Linked DNA regions of Mus musculus: all the other regions are linked to region 2. Evidence: chromatin loops called from intact Hi-C (ENCODE). Cell type or tissue: gastrocnemius. All regions are shown on one strand.

Region 1 (2,500 bases), 110 kb before region 2:
AACAACTAGACCCCAATTGTGAGCTGAAGCAAATGAGTTCAACTAGGTAAGTTTCAGCCCTTGCATGTTAAAGATTACACTATATACAACATATGGTTTGAAAACCCACAGAAGAACCAGGACATGTCAGTCTATTAATGGCACCACTGCATGCTGTCCCTCTAGACGGCACTGAACGATGCGACCCCTCTCTAGCTTGCTAATTCCTACTTGCATTCCGAATCATTTGCTTCCACGTGCTTCCACTATGGCTTGGGCAGGTGTATCATACTCTCACCCTCACGTCTAGCAAAGTTCTTGAAAGGCAGTGGTGTTGACAACAGAGATGGCTCATCTCCATGTGTATGAACCACGGAAGGTGCATAGTCACTGACATTCAACAAACTAAACAGCTAAGACAAAAACCTACTGTCAGACTCAACCACCAGCTCCCGTGATTAAAATGTTCAAAGGTTTCCATTTTACTGAGCATGGAGACACTGAAATGAGACTCTAACACAGATTTTACGTTTGTCAGGAGAAGTAAAATAAACAGAGGAACACAGTTAGACACATCTTAGCCTTTAACAAGAATAAAAGTCTGAGAAAGTAGAATTGTACATTTCTGATCTCGGCAAAACTAAAACACCTTTCAATGTTTCTTCTGTCTTAAAATACGCATGAGCTGGGGCTGGGGAGACGGCAAGTGGCTGAGAGGCCACACAGCTCCTCCTAGCACCCACACAGTGCCCTCTTCTGACTTCGGTGTGTACCTGCACTCATGTGCACGTGGCACATGCACATATAACTAAAATAAGTCTTTAAAATAAAGGAAAATTTGTGTGCATGATGATATTCCCTCCGACCCAACCCCTGTGCACCTTTAGCCATGTGTATCAAGGAGGGGAGACTGACTGAAGAAGTTGGACAAAAGCAAAATCATGTGCAACTAACCAACAAATGCAAAAACAAACTCCTCAAAAGGAAACTGTCCAGGAAACTTGAGCAAGGACGCATGCCTGCTCTCCTCTCACAGTGAGGGAGGACGCATGCCTGCTCTCCTCTCGCAGTGAGGGAGGATGCATGCCTGCTCTCCTCTCGCAGTAAGCACTTTTGCTCCTGGCACATCCACTGGTCAGTAGGTGCCAGTATGGTTCCAAGAAGCCCCAGTGTATTTCCTCAGCATGGACATCCATCTGGGGAAGAAATGGCACTAACAAAGACAGACGCGGGGCTTACAAGCCCATGGCTCAGTGTGCTAAAGCCTCAGGTAGAGGAAGAATTCCCATCCAAAGGCTCAAAGGGCCAGCCTTCTAGCTGATCTGTCGTACTACCTCTATCTGTCCTCTTATCAAGACAAATTCTGCCTGCCAACAATTCCCTGTTCTTTTAGTAAGCCCTCTCTATTAAAAGATATTTAAAAAAAAAAGTATTTTAAGTACAACTTAAAGTTTTTAAACCCCATAATTTTAAATAGAAGCTTTTAAGTACCCTTACTGGAAAAAATTATAAGTATATATAATTTTCTTGCTACCCTCCCCCCAAAAGAAGCAGAATGTCTTTTAGCTTAAACTTCTTGGTGCTTTTTAAGTGAAGAAGACAATGTCTAGTGTTTGTTCATCCAGAGGTAGATTTCAAAAAAGTCTAAGACACAATGTTATATTAAAAAGGAAAAAAAACAAAACAAAACAAAACAAAATCCTGTGATTGTTAAATGCTATCACAAAATATGGCAACTTCCCAAAACCAAGCAGGGAAAATCCAGAGACTAGTCTCAGATTTCCTGACCAGCGTCCATCCTCATGGTCTTTTTCAAAAACACCCTTGTGTGGTAGGAACAGGGGCTATTCACAAGAACCAGGCTGGGCAGGAGTCACCGGAATACCGCAGCTGCTGTGCAAATGGTGACACCACAGAGTTCAACGATATGCTCTGAAGTGTGCAAGTCGGCAGCTACATGGTCATCTCGGTCCCAGATGCTCGATACCTACGGCACCAAATGAACCCCACTCACCCGTGCATGGTATTCAAGCCCAGCATTCCTGCACACGTCACTGAGAATTGTCTAAGTCCAAGAACCTCCAAAGGTCCTAAGTCCCTGGCCTGCCTATATCTGACACTCCAAATCAGCACAGAGACTTGCAGTCAGAAAAGTAACCGTGGAGATGGGGGATGCACAGTACACCCAGGGCCCAAATCTGGGGACCAGAGGGAGCCAGCAGGCAGACACCCACTCTGTAGTGCACATGAAGATGGTGCAAGGGGCACAGCCCGGCCCTTCCATCCCTAGTCTTACTTCTCAGTTCTCCTCAGCTGTTTCCTCACACAGAAATCAACTCATATCAACACGAGGGCAGAGAGAAGCAGGCGACACTGATGGCTGCCACTGATCCCCGCAGCCAGGGAGCTCCTTCATCAAACCCTAGGCTTCCAAAAAAACAAAGTCAACTCACAAACACAGAGGGCCACGATGCCCTTGGCAGCATTCTCAAGTCTAGAGAGGTCAAGAGTAGCTCAGCCT
Region 2 (2,500 bases):
GTAGGACAGAGATACCATTACAGCACCAGTATGTGCATATATGACTGGGAATTATCCTTTGGACTCAGGAGGCATCAGGGCTGAGCACCTCAATGTCCTACAAAAATTTTTAAATTTAAAAACTCAACCAGGCATGGGGCAGATGCTTTTAAAGCCAGCAATCAGAAGGCAGAGGCAGCCAGCCTGGTCTACATAGGGAGCCAGCCTGGTCTACATAAGGAGGTCCAGGATGGCCAGTGTTACCAAGTGAGACCCTGTCTCAGAAAACCCCAAATGAAATTAAAAACAAGCAGAACTAAGTGTTAAGTTATATCTAAAAAACTTGGGTAGGGCGTGGTGTTAGAGTGCTTGCCCGGGATACACAGAACCCTGGACTGGATCTCCAACACTGTGAAAAAAAAGTGGAACTGGGGTGTGGGGTGGGGCAGTGGTGCTGGGGTGTGGGGGTGGTGGTGGTGAGAAGCTAGAGCAGTCAGCTGGCTTGCTCAAGCCCAAGGACCTGAGTCTGAACCCCAGGATACGCTCATGTCAAAGCTGACCACACAAGCTTCTAATCGCAAGGCTGGGGAGACAGGCAGGCCGGTTACTAGGGCTTAAAGCCTGGCCAGTAAGACTGACTAAAACTCAGCCATTTAATATTTTCTTCTCAAGACAGCATCTCTCTGTGTAGCTGTCCTAGAAATCACTCTGTTCACCAGGCTGTCCTAGAACTCAGAAAGTATGTGTGCTACCATGCCCAGGTTTTGTTGTTGTTTGTTTGCTTGTTTTTAGTGTTTTTCCACAAGCATCCCTGGTACCCTTGGGGGCCAAAATGTGTCAGAGCCCATGGATCTGGAGTTACAGTTGTGATCTGCCGCGTGCATGCTGAGAATCTAGTCTTCTAGAAGATCAGCCAATACTCTCAACTGTCACTGTTCTCTACCCTAGAGTGGTTTCTCTGTTGAGGAAGCAGCAGACTTTGGAGTTTTGCTGCCCTCTGCTGGGAATACTCATGGTCTTTGATGTGAACCAGAACATCTGAGCACTTGCGACCAGACCCTTTCCTTATGGTAAAAAGCCAAAGGAGTAGATCTGCGGTGACTTGATGTTCTGCTGTGATGTGCAGATTTCTGAGAGGGCAAATAAACTAAAAAGCGTCTAAAAAAAAAAAAGACTAAGAGAACAACTGAAGAGGTTGTCCAGAGTCCGGAGGAAATAGGCAAGAATGCTCAGGCTACACAGATCTTTTTATTAAGTACTAGGATCAAAGTCAGAACCAAGTGGAGATGAGGGGCTATATCACCAGTGCTCAGTATATCAAGACAGCGTCTCACCATGTAGCCCTAGGCTGGGTTAGAATTCCAAATCTTGCTTTTACCTGCAGTGCTAGGCATGGGTCTCTGTGTCATGCTACAGTGCTCTTCTTGAACATTTGTAATAGCCAAGGTGATTCATTGTGTACATACGAATTGCTTCAAGTTTGTAAAGCTCATCAGCCAGGACTGCCTTTTAATCCTCAAAGAGTCCATGAATGGGAAGAGATTGTAATTCCCATTCCCCCGTGTGGAAACTGAGGCGCGTGGTACTATATAACTCACCTAAGGCCCTACTGCTGGAATGCTGAGCTAGAGCTAGAAGTCATGCCTTTTGGCTCACAGTTCTGTCTTTTTGGTTTTTTCTACCAGTTCACCTGCTGCATTTGTTAGAAGCAACATCTCTGTTGCAATTTCATACAAATCTCTATCCCACTCCAGTAATGTTCATTTTACAAAACCGTTCCAGACAAATAGATATGCAGGTGTACAACTGATTCTACTCCAATGGCCTCACCTATACAACCATCAAGAAACAAACTTCTCAGCATGCGGATTCAACCATCATAGTCCTGTGATAAGCCACTCTTATCAGGGAAACATATTTACATTATATGATATATTGGCCAAGGCATTTATCACTGGAGTCACCTTTTCAGATAAATAAGAATGGTTATATGACTTGTTGACATTGAAGTTCATTAAAGCAGCTCTACAATGTGAAGTCCCTGAGTGTGATGGTTCCCTGGAAGTCCCCTGACAGATCTGCCGGTTGCCTGGGTCGTTTTCCTCCTAATCTGTCCCATTCCTTCTCTATTTACCTTTCAATTGTTTCTGCTCCAAAAAACCAATTTAGCTTGCTAACCCTCCTCCAAAGTGCTCACTATACATTCACATCACTGGTATTTTGTTCTGGTTTCTTTCATGTGCTTCTACTCTGCTCTGATTATTTTAGTACCTTTCATTCAAAATTATTTCCCCCAAACTGTGCATATAACTTTATAATTCAGTGTGCTGACCCTGCAAACATGCCGAGTATGTCCCATGAACTAGTCATGGGACTGAGTGCCTGAGAAACAGTTGGTTTCCCCTGTAGGGATCGCACAGGGCATACATTTAAGGACACAAAGAAGTACACACCAACAGGTACTGAGTTGCTGAGCTCCATATGCTATAAATGTGAGCACGTTGCTGTGGAGGATGAAACT
Region 3 (2,500 bases), 200 kb before region 2:
CTCCCTGATACACTGGACAGGTGCTTGGAATCACAGAGGGAATGTGGGGCTCTGCTGGGGTCTCTTGACAAATCGTAGAAAAAGGGTCCCATCTGCCCTGTGGCCATTTGAAGATTTAAACTAACAAAAGCTTTAAAGTGCAATGCTTTTGCCATTCAGAATTGAGAAACAAGAATATGAAATGTCTCAGATCACAGAGGCAGACACTAAGGTGAAACGGCTGATGGGGACAGCAGCATCAAGAGCCCCCGCTGACCATTAGAGGGGACATCTCAGAGCACAGCTCAGTGGACCACTTCCAACATGGGCACGAGCAGACAGCATTTCCTGACTTTGGGAAACTCACTCAGGTGTCCCCACACCTTGCCTCGCCCTGTCCTGCCCCTCTGCCTTTTTCTCCTTTTTTAAGTTCTGGTCAGCGTTTGACATATGAGCATCCTCAGAGCCCACACTGCCCCAGCGTCTATAACAGCTGGAAAGAACAGTTTCTTGTTGGGAGTTACTGCACTGAGGCAGCTTTCACACTGTGAAATCCCATCCATTCTCTGTAGAATTCCAAGCATTTTAAGGGTGGCATGTATTTCAGACTGAAAAGAAGGAAGGGGTGGGGGGTGGGAGAGAAAAGAGACGGAAGGCATGCAGGCTGGACAGGGGCTCAGCATGGACCAGCATCCACACTGGAAATTACCAGTTAGTTAGAGGACTGTGCTGTTCCCAGGCTTCTAGAATGTGAGGACACACCCAGCATAAGAAGTCCAAGCAGGTTCCAGAAAGCACAAGACAGATTTCAAAGCCTATGACCATGACACATCTCTGTACGGGCAACTACTTTAGCTCCAAATGTCACCATAAGTGACTAGGTGGCCTACAGAGCTCCTGTTCCGAGGCAGCGCTTGCTCTCTTCACGCCATCTATGAAGAGCAGGCTCGGCGCACAGCCAAGCCTTAGTCATGCAGGAGGACCATGCTTACTGCAGCTTCCCTGGGGTTCGCATCGGCTGCTTTTTGGACCTGATCTTTTAACAGGCCTCCCAGAGTTAGAAAGATGACAGGCACAGACACAGCAAAGTAACTCAGCACAGAGTGTCAAAAGGTGCAGGGTAGTGGGTCCACCCAGACTCAGATATACGGCTCCTGAAGATAAACGTCTTGTATTTTCTTTTTCTTTGTTTCTTTCTCTTTCTCTCTTTAAGATTTATATATTTATTTTATAAATGTATATAAGCACACTGTAGCTGTACAGACAGTTGTGAGCCTTCATGTGGTTGTTGGGAATTGAATTTAGGACCTCTGCTCGCTCCAGTTAACCTCGCTCACTCTGGTTGGCCCGCTCACTCAGTCCCTGCTCACTGAGGCCCAAAGATTTATTAATATATCCAAGTACATGGTAGCTGTCTTCAGAAACACCAGAAGAGGGCGTCAGATCCCATTACATGTGGTTGTGAGCCACCATGTGGTTGCTGGGATTTGAACTCAGGACCTCAGGAGCAGTCAGTGCTCTTATTGACTGAGCCATCTTGCCAGCCCTTGTATTGTCACATAAAAGTTTGAGAGTATACAGTGATCTCTGTAGTACTCAGTGTGGGTGTGCTGAATGCTACTGCATCATTGCAGTGGGGGTGTGCTGAATGCTACTGCGGTCACTGCAGTGGGGGTGTGCTGAATGCTACTGCGGTCACTGCAGTGGGGGTGAGCTGAATGCTACTGCAGTCACTGCAGTGGGGGTGTGCTGAATGCTACTGCAGTCACTGCAGTGTGGGTGTGCTGAATGCTACTGCAGTCACTGCAGTGGGGGTGTGCTGAATGCTACTGCATCATTGCAGTGTGAGTGTGCTGAATGCTACTGCAGTCACTGCAGTGGGGGTGTGCTGAATGCTACTGCATCATTGCAGTGTGGGTGTGCTGAATGCTACTGCAGTCACTGCAGTGGGGGTGTGCTGAATGCTACTGTGGTCACTGCAGTGCTGAAAGTTATTGCACAACAAGCTTAATATGATAAAGATGGCAGATTTTATGTCTTGTTTAATTTATCTCAATTGAAAAATGTTAATTTTGCCCTGTACCCCAACAGATTATTTTTCATATTCTTGCCAAGCATGATATAATCCATATACCACAAAAGAGTCTCTCAGAAAAGCAAAGGTAAAGATGAGCCTAGTTATGATGCCCATGGTATAAAGACTTAAGGAAACCTGGGCCCTGCGTCCTTGCCCTAAGCTGGTCTTGGCTTGCTGCAGGAGGTCAGACATTTCCATAGAGATCATGGTTTGCTTACTCAAGACTCCTGCACATCAGACTAGCAAGGGCTGAGAGGTTCTCACCCGTGAAGGCGCTGCGGCAGATACAGTTGTAGTTATTTTTGAGCTGAACGCAGTCCAGGCTGCCCTCTGAGCTGCAAGGGTTGGACAGGCATTCGTTGATGTCCCCCTCACACCGCTCCCCAGCAAAGCCAGGCAAACAGCGACAAGTGTAGCCTCCAATCCGGTCCACGCACTGGCCAC

What was found. Peaks named below come from ENCODE experiments on the same cell type or tissue, not always from the same donor. Only the 100,000 strongest peaks of a DNase experiment are listed, where the experiment ranks them.
Region 1: a loop joins it to region 2, with 3 times the contacts of the local background. A loop is called at or near these places in 7 of 42 quality-filtered maps.
Region 3: it touches region 2 in a loop (4-fold over the local background); 12 of 42 quality-filtered maps call a loop at or near these places.

The regions. Positions count from the first base shown.
Region 1 is chr3:98,039,640-98,042,139 of GRCm38, reverse strand. The region is part of intron 1 of Notch2 (notch 2); the gene reads right to left. Among named protein-coding and RNA genes, the nearest start is that of Gm40103, 15 kb to the right of the region's middle. In gastrocnemius, a CTCF peak has its summit at 1,125; a DNase peak (open chromatin) is centred at 1,134; H3K27ac peaks cover 2,500 bases.
Region 2 is chr3:97,927,592-97,930,091 of GRCm38, reverse strand. No RefSeq gene overlaps it. Among named protein-coding and RNA genes, the nearest start is that of Gm5544, 1.3 kb to the left of the region's middle. In gastrocnemius, a CTCF peak has its summit at 969 (motif pointing left); DNase peaks (open chromatin) are centred at 510 and 973; H3K27ac peaks cover 277 bases.
Region 3 is chr3:98,131,255-98,133,754 of GRCm38, reverse strand. Notch2 (notch 2) reads right to left here. Exons shown (of 34, transcript NM_010928.2): 23 at 2,321-2,500. Among named protein-coding and RNA genes, the nearest start is that of Adam30, 28 kb to the left of the region's middle. In gastrocnemius, a CTCF peak has its summit at 1,387 (motif pointing right); a DNase peak (open chromatin) is centred at 934.